Regions from separate parts of the Mus musculus genome. Here region 2 is linked to region 1. Evidence: chromatin loops called from intact Hi-C (ENCODE). Cell type or tissue: heart. All regions are shown on one strand. Each heading gives the region's core, and the rest is flanking DNA. Links, peaks and the distances in the headings are about the cores only.

Evidence for each region. Peaks named below come from ENCODE experiments on the same cell type or tissue, not always from the same donor. Only the 100,000 strongest peaks of a DNase experiment are listed, where the experiment ranks them.
Region 2: it touches region 1 in a loop (2.1-fold over the local background); 1 of 42 quality-filtered maps calls a loop at or near these places.

The regions. Positions count from the first base shown.
Region 1 is chr3:152,707,492-152,712,870 of GRCm38, reverse strand. Gm32085 (a long non-coding RNA gene) reads right to left here. Exons shown (of 6, transcript XR_867773.2): 5 at 4,574-5,021; 6 at 2,963-3,436. Among named protein-coding and RNA genes, the nearest start is that of Pigk, 3.9 kb to the left of the region's middle. In heart, for the core only: a CTCF peak has its summit at 2,740; no DNase peak of the experiment used is centred there.
Region 2 is chr3:152,343,576-152,348,954 of GRCm38, reverse strand. Usp33 (ubiquitin specific peptidase 33) reads right to left here and starts at 2,477. Exons shown (of 24, transcript NM_133247.3): 1 at 2,316-2,477. In heart, for the core only: a CTCF peak has its summit at 2,538; a DNase peak (open chromatin) is centred at 2,494; H3K4me3 peaks cover 1,705 bases; H3K27ac peaks cover 1,566 bases.

The DNA of each region.
Region 1 (5,379 bases), core at 286-5,285:
TGACCTACACTGACAGCATTTCCCTACACTGAGTCATCTAGCCTTCACAGGACCAAGGGCCTCGTCTCCCACTGATGCCCAACAAAATTATCCTCTGCTGCATATGCAGCTGGAGCCATGGGTCGCTCCATGTGCACTCTTTGATTGGTGGTTTAGTCCCTGGGAGCTTTGGGGGGTCTGGTTGGTTGATATTGTTGTTCTTCCTACAGGTTGCAAACCCCTTCAGCTCCTTCAGTCCTTTCTCTAACTCCTCCATTGGGGTCCCCATGATGAGTCCAATGGTTGGCTGCAAACACCCACCTCTGTATTTGTCAGGCTCTGGCAGTGCCTCTCAGGAGACAGTTATATCAGGCTCCTGTCAACAAGCACTTCTTGGCATCCACAGTAGTGTCTGGGTTTGGTGACTGTATATGAGATGGATCCACAGTAACCCTCCAAAATCTCTGAGGAGAAACCTGCTCAGCAGGTTCTTCTTGAAATTCATGTAAATGAAGCATTCCCAGGCTTACCCCCCCACCAATAACATTTACCCACCTTGTAAGTCCCCACACACTCCCCAAGATCTATACAGCCCCGTATAAAGTTGAACTGTCTCACTGAAGTTGATCCCAGAAGTCAATGCATTGGTATTCTTAGCTTTCTGAACCCTGGTCCCCCACTTCTGCTCCCTTTTTCCACGAGGGCCAGTGGCGAACAGCCTCCAAGGAGAAGAGAAAGTCACAGTGAAGCTGAGGACAAACAGAAAAGCTGTCAGGACAAACACAGCAACCTGTGTGCACACTCCAGAGCAGAAAGAAGTTTAGATTAACAGAGGAATGGTGAGGGTTACATTGGACTTGCAGTTCAGAGAACACAATACAGGCTGTTATGAAGGAGGCTATCTTGGTAAGTAGATGTCCCCTGTCCTTGGGGCTTTGAGGGTTCAGGGATGAGTTTTGATGTGTATCCTACGGGCCTGAAAAGCTTCAGAGTGGGGTGATCATACCAGTCCCATTCAGGAGAATGTGCTGAATAGAGAGCATTTGGAAAACTGCTACGACAGTCAACCGTGGCTTAGAGCAGTGTTAAGAGTTTAGGAAAAACGTATGGATACTTCATTCCTCCTTAGAACAGGGAACAAAATACCCATGAAGGGAGTTACAGAGACAAAGTTTGGAGCTAAGACAAAAGGATGGACCATCCAGAGACTACCCCACCCGGGGATCCATCCCATAATCAGCCACCAAACCCAGACACTATTGCATATGCCAGAAAGATTTTGCTGAAGGGACCCTGATATAGCTGTCTCATATGAGGCTATGCCAGTGCCTGGCAAATACAGAAGTGGATGCTCACAGTCATCTATAGGATGGAACACAGGTGCCCCAATGGAGAAGCTAGAGAGAGCACCCAAGGAGCTGAAGGGGTCTGCAACCCTATAGGTGAAACAACAATATGAACTAACCAGTACCCCCCGCCCCCAGCTCTGTCTCTAGCTGCATATGTAACAGAAGATGGACTAGTCAGCCATCATTGGGAAGAGAGGCCCCTTGGTATTACAAACTTTATATGCCCCAGTACAGGGGAATGCCAGGGCCAAGAAGTGGGAGTAGGTGGGTAGGGGAGCAGGGCAGGGGAGGGTATAGGGAACTTTCGGGATAACATTTGAAATGTAAATAAAGAAAATATCTGATAAAAAAAAAAAAAAGAAAAAAAAAGAGTTTAGGAAAAATGACAAAAAGCAAGAGGGGCTTTGAAGTAAGTAGCAACCAAAAGAACATAGTGATGACTTATATCTTGGAAGAAGAGACAGATCACTTCTAGAAAAGCACACCTGAGTACATTCATTTGTATGTATGCAATTGTATGTGTGTGTGTGCAAGAAGTACATGTGCACATGTATGCATTTGTGTATGGAGACCAGAGGACAACCTCGGTGTCATTCCTCAGGAGCCTCCTTGTTTTGTGAGACAGGGTCTCTCATTGGCTTGAAGCTCAATGATTTAGGGAGGCTGACTGGTGAGCCCCAGCAGCCTGTAACCCACACATTGAGACTGCAAGCATGCCACCACACTTGGCTTTTTTATGTAGGTTCCGGGGACTAAGCTTGGATCAAGAGAAGACCAGCTATTCAAAAGACCTTTTGGATATCTACTCTATCCCAATGAATACATCATACTACCATTCTTTCAAGCACAGAGACCACATGAAGTAGAGTGGGTAAAGTCTGGGGTAAATGTTTACCTGAAGCAACTTGGAAGACAAATGCACATACATCTATTAAAAATACTTTTGTGACTACCACATAAATGTTAGAAAATAATGTGTGTGGAAAAGATGAGTTTAATCTGGGCCAATCACAATCTCTGAGATTCCTCCAATGTGCTTTGCACCCTATAGTTTAATTGCCACAGGAAAATTTATTTGCTATGACAACCAAAGTCCAAAGTATTTGGCTAAATCATGTCATATCTAACAGCTAACATATTTCTTTGAGCAGGGTTAAATTTACTAAAGGGAAATTGTATGAATAGAATAAGATGCGAACAGAAAAGGATAATTAAAGCAGACCTGGGTTCCAGTGCATCTGCACCAGTTTCAGTCTAATTTTGATACTGTGTCACCTTCAGCTCCATTTGGCTTGACTTGAAATGCCTTTCTTCCATCTGTTCAGTGAACTGATAACAACAATGTTTTGTTGTTCTGCCACAGTCCACTTCCACCTATGACCTGCTAATTAGCTGCAGACTGGCCTCTAGTGCCAAAGGAGAGCAACTGCCCTTCAGTGTCTCCTGTTTGAAAACCTTGTGCTGCTATTAAAATGCCATCATGACCTGGACATAAAGTCATGTCAAACTCTTTAGCAATCGGAAGGTTGTTAAAATCCTCTCATGTCAACCCAGAAGCCTCTAGTTATCTTCACACGAAGCTGACTGACGGGAGATTCAGTTCTTCTTGAACTGAGAGATCCCTACAAATGCAATGTGTTTTTCTTAATTGTTTTTTTATTTCACTGTACATTTTTTTATTTATTAAATGTCCTTTGCAAGTCTCAGAAATCTTGGGAACATTTAATAGTTACTTTGATTACAGCATGTCCTGTAAACTGTAAGGCATCCTGAATGACTCTTCTGGGGAGGGGGTTTCAAATGAGAAATGTCCCCGCAAAGCTCAGATATTTGAACACTTGATCTCCAGTTGGTGGTGGTGTCTGGGGAGGTTCAGCATTGCTGGAGGAAGCACGTCCCTTGGTGGGGAGAGCTTTGACAGCTTATGACCTTGCCCGACATGTAGTTTCTCTCTGAGTTTGTGTGTGGTTCTAGATGACTACAGCCATGCCTTTCTGATGTTACAGACTTTCCCCGGGAAACTTAAGCCATCTTCTTTCTATAAGTCGCCTTGGTAATAGTGTTTTTATAACAGCAGTGCAAAGTGACTATCCAGCCATAGGAGGATCCTGGGGAGAAGAGACAGAGGAATGAGTATTCTTTGTAGAAATTTACCGTAAGGACGTCATAGCAAGCAGGACAATGGCTCCATGCAGATATGGACGGATCCTGTAAACCCGAGAACATGTTGCTTCACATGAAAGATTTTAAGATGTGATTAAACTTAGCATTTTGAGAAAGGGGAATTCTACTGAATTATTGAGAGAATTCAGATCATAGGGCATCCTTAAAGATGAGGCAATGGGCTACGGAAGAGATGCAAAGACAGAAGCAGTGGCCAGAGTGAAGGCCAAGAGCCAAGGGTTGGGAGAGAGTCCTGGAAGAAGGACGTGGATTCTCCCAAAGCCTCCAGAAGTAGGGCAGCCACCCTATCGAATTCAGACTTTTAACCGCAGAGCTATAAGCCAGGACATTTGCTTCAGACCACCGGGCCATCGCACCCTGGCTACTTGGTGATTTTTTTTTCATGGCATGGTTAATGGGTGTTAATAGGCCTAGCTATCTTCTGTTTTTGTTTTGTTTTTGTTTTCCTAGAGATGATAGCCAGTAACTGTAAGAATCATAAATGTGACTAAAGAGGTGACTTGGTGGGTAAAAGTGTTTGTCAAGCAAACCTGATGATGCCACTCCATAGAACTCACAGTGAAAGGAGAGAACTGAGTCATGAAAGCTGTCATCAAACTTGCGCGTGCACATCATGTCAGGTGTGCACCAGAACACACATACACACACACACACACACACACACACTCATGCCAGTTCTATCACCACCACCACCATCATCGTCAACAATAATAATATTAACAAATGTAAATTTAAAAAAACAAACCATTGCTGCACATTTAATATGGAGGTGGTTTCTCTTCTATCCTCACCGAAGGTGCAGTCCCAGTGAGGTTGCACACTCTCACACCTGTCACATCCTACAGGTATTTCTGTTATAATGCCTATGATAGTAAGACTGAAGGCCTCGACGCCAAGGGCATCAAACATCTTCTTCACCTTGAATTCTCAATGCCCACAAAAATGCCGCATGCAAGCATGTGTTGGATAACTCAGTGATGAATGTGTTTCAAAGAGATCAAAGACTGATCTCCTGAGAATGATACCAGGGGAGTGCAAGGGAAGGCACTTAGAGCCCTTACTCTGTAGCATCCTTCCGGCAACAGCTGCTTTGTACATGAAATTTGAGGAAAATTCCATTACTGATCCATTTGTGCAGATTTCAAAACAGTTCTCGTCCTTTGTTCTTCTTGTGGTCCTTAATTTTGAACCTATAAAAACAGAACCTCGGCCTGTGTAGATGCTCTTATTCTCCTGAAGGTCACTCTCCTGAAGGTCACTGGCAAGACTATTTCATAAGCTTTTTGGTGGATGGATTATCAAAGGTCACAAATTTGTTCCCTAATGTACGCCCCAGGCAAGGAGGCTATTTAACCATCATTTTACTTTACAGCTTTTCTGTCTGAATTTATTATCTTAACTCTCTCCATCTCCTTCAGTTGCTGTACTACAATTCAAGAGAAAATGTCTCATCATCAAACTGGATCTTCCCGAATCAAGAGGCGAGTAGAAACGTCTGGCGTTGTGCAGCTGTGGGTTTCAGGAACAAAGGGAGAGAGCGAGATGTCAGCTATTTCTCTTTTAAAAGTTCAAAATGCCATTTTCTGATGAAAATGACATATTCGCTCTGTAGAGGTTCTACTTCCTGCCCTTGCCCTGCAGTTGTGTCCGTCCTCCAGCTCTGAGCTGGGTTAGCCTGCCCTAGCTCGTGGTCATGTCACCTCATTGCATCCTTTACTCATTCTGCCATTGCATAATTAATTAATAACTTGTGCAATTGTCTGAGTAACAGCTGCCTTCTCTGCTAAACACAGAAGTTCCATGAGGGCAGCGAGTCTATCTATCTCTCCCTGTGTTCCTGGTTCTCAAACATTCTTTGCCCAGAAGG
Region 2 (5,379 bases), core at 190-5,189, 360 kb after region 1:
ACCTCAAATTCTTTGTTCTACTACCAACATGCTCCTGAAACCCCAATGTAGACTTTTAACAGCTTTAGAACTGCACCTATACTGAGGGAACAGATCTGGAGCAGATGTGGTACTGTGGGCCCAGCCACCGAGGAGGCTAGAATAGGAAAAAGTGAGGTTCCAGGCCCATCTGGGCAATACTATCCCCTCATCTCTTTATTTTTTCAAATAATCCACATTTCCCCTCTTAGACATCATTGAGCATTTTACGTCATTTTCTTGCAGCACAGACTCTTGCACCAGCAGGTTGGTAAGCACTACAGTCCCAGCACAGGAGATGGTGCAAGTCCAGAGGGATTCAAGGTCATCCTGAGCCGCAAGCAATTTCAAGGCCAGCATGTCTCAAAAAAAGAAAAAGAAAAAAAAAAAAAAAAAAAAAACTCAAGCTTTTAAAACGCTGCATTTAAGTCTCTCATAATTTTATAATCTTTATTCCACTTGGTTGCTTGATTGACTGATTGAGACAGGGTTTGTGTGTGTAGCCATGGCTGTCAACTCTCGCTGTAGACCAGGCTGGCCTGGAATGTACAGAGGTTAAGACCGCCTCTGCCTCCCAAGTGCTAGGATTAAAGGGGTGCATATCACCACGACCTGGCTCAGCCTTAATCCACCTGAATTCTAATTTCTAGTACAGGCTGGTTTGGCAATATTGTTTCAGAAGGAAAGGCTGATCCTTACACAAGCTTGAAACTCTGACTTGGGAAAAGGCTATTTGGCATTCGTCAGAGGACAGGAACAGAATCAAGTAAGATTTTGTAAGTGAAAGGATCCTGAAAACAGCAAATCACCTACTTGCTGCAACTATGTGGAGAGATTTGCTTATTCATATACTACATGAACTAAAAAGGAAAGTAACTGAAAACTGGCAATGCAGATCAAAAAATAGCATGCAAGCCGGGCGTGGTGGCACACGCCTTTAATCCCAGCACTCGGGAGGCAGAGGCAGGCGGATTTCTGGGTTCAAGGCCAGCCTGGTCTACAAAGTGAGTGCCAGGACAGCCAGGGCTACACAGAGAAACCCTGTCTCGAAAAACCAAAAAAAAAAAAAAAAAATAGCATGCAATCATAAATATAGCCCCCATGTATATTTGTGTAGTTTTTCTCATCTTGCCAAAGTAAATGAAATAACAAAACTATCGGCATAGTATAAGTTACTGAAACAAGTTATAAAATTTTCATTCTTCCATACTTATATTAACAGTACAAACTCACTGCCAGCATTCATAAGATCAAATAGCCTGCTGCAATCATCGGATTTGCTCTGACCTTTCCATAAGATACAACTGCACCCTCAACCACAGAAGACACTCGGAGAAATGGTCTCATTCTCTCCCTCTCCCTCCCCTCCCCTGCCTCTTTGGTTTGCTTGCTTGCTTGCTTGCTTGCTTTGAAATGGGGGCTCCTGTAGCCTAGGCTAGCCTGGAAGTCCTTCTCTACCTTCCTCCACCTTCCAAATGTTATCTTCTGCCAAAGGCATCTCTAGGCTTGAGCAGTCTACCCTGACTCTCATTATCTTTGGTAACAGGTTTTTCGTAAAGAAAAAAATTGTCAGATCAAACAAAAAAATATCTGGCATGACATGGTGGCAATACATTTGGAATCCCAGCAACTTGGGAGATGGAGGCAGGAGGATCAGGACTTGGGAGGCCAGACATTGGACTGTCTCGAAAAAATTTAAAGAAGAAAAAAGAGAGAGAGAGAGAGAGAGAACATTCTAGAATTCTACATTAAGCACTAAGTCTCGAGACCTTTGGTAAAACGCGTCTTCAGTTTAGTTAGACTCTGCTCCAGCCAGGATGTCAGCCCCTGGCTCCATTTCGCAGGCCTAATACTGATTCCGACAGAATGTAAACCCTAATCTTCAGTTGTGTGCAAAGCCCCTAAGGCAATCAAATCAATCACATTGCCTAACAGGTCAACATGACGAATTTTCCGACGAGGAGCATTTTGTATTTGAAAAATGCTTGAGCGCTTGGGAAAGCACTCACACCGTGGAAATGTGACCCGAACAAAAGCTGCGACCGACAGACGCTACGACTGGACTCGACCCAAACGCTGCGTCGGCCGAAGACACGCCACTGGGACGGTGACACCTCGGTTTTCCCGTTCGTAGCAATGAATAACGGGGCGGCGCGCACAGGTCGCGCCCCCCGACCCGGATCCCTGACCACCGAGCCGCCCGGGCCGCGCGCCGGGGCGAGCCTCAGCCCGGCCGCGCCCGCCCTCCCTCCGGCCCGCCGCCGCCGCACGCCCGCCCGCCCGTCCGCCGCGCTCACCTCAGCCCGCCGCCCAGCGCACTCCTCCTCGGAGCCTGAGCGCTCGGATCCGCAGGGCCGCAAAACGGTTCCGCAGCGCGGCCCGCAGAACCCGACCGCTGCCCGACGCTTCCCTCGGCAGCCGCCGCTCCTTCCGGTGTCTCCGCGGCCGCTGCGGGCGTCTGGGGGCGGGACCTTGGGGAGACACGCCCCGGGGCGGGGCCTCGGGCCTGGCCTCGGTTCTCCGCTAGGCCTGTGCTAGACAGGCAACCTGAGCTGACGTGTACACCACTTCGGCCGCATTTCTGCTTTTATTCCTATTCTCCCACCCTCTGCAGTCACAAGACAGCTTCCCAAGGTCTCGTCGCGGTGCATTATAAACTCCGCAGTACGGAAAGCCTCAGAAAGGTCTGAAGTTTGCAATATGAAGTGGCTAGCTCAAGGCTGGGGCAGGAGGATTGCGGTAACTTCGAAGCCAGTCTGGGCTGCAGTGTGAGGCTAGTCCTAAACCTTGCTTTTCTAATAACTCCTTTAAGACCTACATTTTCTGGAAGCAAATGCATTTCTCTTTGCCATATATACAAAGAAGAAATTAATCTCTACCATTTTCCACTAGGTTAAATCAAGATCAAATGAAATAGTTACTGAAACCTTGAGATCTTCTTGGTACTTAGAGCAATAGGAAAAAAAAAAAAAACCTTCCACTTATGTGACTGTTACATTCACTTTTTAATATTTTTCCAATTATTTCTATTATATGCATTGGTGTTTTGCCTGCATGCATATCTCAGTGAAGATGTCGGATCCATTGTATCTGGAGTTACAAACAACTGTGAACTAAACTGCCTTCTGGGTGCTGGGGATTGAACCAGTGTCCTCTGGAAGAGCAGCCAGTGGTCCTAACCAGGAGTCATCTTTTTAGCCCCTCACTGTTTGATTTTATAATATGTGAATTCAAACTGCAAAGCTGAAAAAGTTTGTCAGCTGGGCATGGTGGTGTACCCCGGTAAAGCCAGCACTTGGGAGGCTGTGGCAGGATTGTGAGTTTGAGGCTAGCCTGGATTACAGAGTAAGACATGTCTATATGATTAACCCCAAAGTTGGTTGGGAGCATGTATCTAAATATTGTGCAAAATGCCAGTCTCCATCAGAAGCAGGCGACTAATCTGAGGGCTTCTAATTATTCTGCTAGTGGAATCAGAGGATGTTAACCATGATACTCCTTGCTGTCTGGGGCTTGGCGCAAGGGAATGAAGCTGTGTGGGAGGCCCCATGGTTACCACCACTCTACCCTCGGCCTACTCCAGATATTGCTCGTTTGCTTTCACTGATATCCAAATCAGTAATATTGTCATTTTTTTTTTTCGAGACAGGGTTTCACTGTATAGCCCTGGTTGATCTGGAACTCACTTTGTAGACCAGGCTGCCCTCGAACTTAGAAATCCACCTGCCTCTGCCTCCCGAGTGCTGGGATTAAAGGCGTGTGCCACCACACCCGGCTTTCAATTTTTATTGAATGGTTTTCCCCAGGAAATTCATTTTTATTTACCCAGATATAACAACATCAGGCCAAATAAGTGTTTTAATTGGGGGTCATTCAAGCATAGACCACTTAAGGGTAGCTATACCAACAATGAGTCTCTCCCATGCCTCCAGCATTGTTAACTACATTTATACCCTCAGAGATAGGAGGTGCTGCATAAGCCTGGGTGCCCGCCATTGTGTCCATGGGGAAATGCTAACGGGCACAGGATGTGAGGGTTCATGCTGCTAACTACTGCTTTCTGATTTCAAGATGGCAGCCGCCACGAGCTGCCCAGAAGACAGAGGTCCTCAGTGTGCACTTTTACTGTAAAGGTGGGGTTTATTTTTGGAGGATTGATTGATTGACTGATTGATTGATTTGTATGGGTGCTTTGTCTACATATATGTCTGTGTATAATCTTAATAACCGGTGCCCTAGGAAGCCAGAAGAAGGTCTTGGGTCCCAAGACTAGAGTTATTGATGGTTGTGAGTCACCTATGGGGTCAAAGAATCGAACACAATTCCTTTAGAAGAGCAGCCAGTGCTTTGTAACTACTGTGTTTTGTTTTTAAGTCAGGGTCTTGTTATGTAGCCCAGGCTAGCCTTGAGCTCTCCCTCCTGACTTGTGAGATTAAAGGCATGAATCACCAGGAGCAATTTAAGAGAAATTTTTTTTCCATTTTATTTTTGGCCCATGAAATAAGAGGGCATAATCTATCACGCAAGAAAGCTAAGGTGGCCGGGCAGTGGTGGCGCACACCTTTAATCCCAGCACTTGGGAGGCAGAGGCGGGTAGATTTCTGAGTTCAAGGCCAGCCTGGTCTACAGAGTGAGTTCCAGGACAGCCAGGGCTACACAGAGAAACCCTGTCTTAAAAAACCAAAAAAAAAAAAAAAAAGTTTCTGAGGCAGGGGGATGACTGTGAGGGAGTTTCTGAGGCAGGGGAATGACTGTGATTGAGTTTCAGAGGCAGGGGGATGACCACGAATGAATGTGTAAGGCAGGGGGATGACGCTAAGTGACTGTGTGAGGCAGCATGATGACGCTGAGTGAGTGTGTGAGGCAGGGGGTTGACTGTGAGTAAGTTTCTGAGGCAGGGCCGGGCAGTGGTGGCGCACACCTTTAATCCCAGCACTTGAGAGGCAGAGGCGGGTAGATTTCTGAGTTCAAGGCCAGCCTGGTCTACAGAGTGAGTTCCAGGACAGCCAGGGCTACACAGAGAAACCCTGTCTTGAAAAAAAAGAAAGAAAGAAAGAAAGAAAGAAAGAGAGAGAGAGAGAGAGAGAGAGAGAGAAAGAAAGAAAGAAAGAAAGAAAGAAAGAAAGAAAGAAAGAAAGAAAGAAAGAGAGAGAAAGGTAAGGTGGTCGGATTGTGGTAAGGCTGATTACACAATAGTGACAGGAAACAAGAAAAAGTACTAACTCTATTTATTAATATTGCATATGTACACAGTGTGTGTGTGTGTGTGTGTGTGTGTGTGTGTGTGTGTGTGTAAGCACATTACTCTTGTAGAAAGTTCAAGTTTAATTCCCACGTTGAGCAGCCTATAAACCCCTTTAT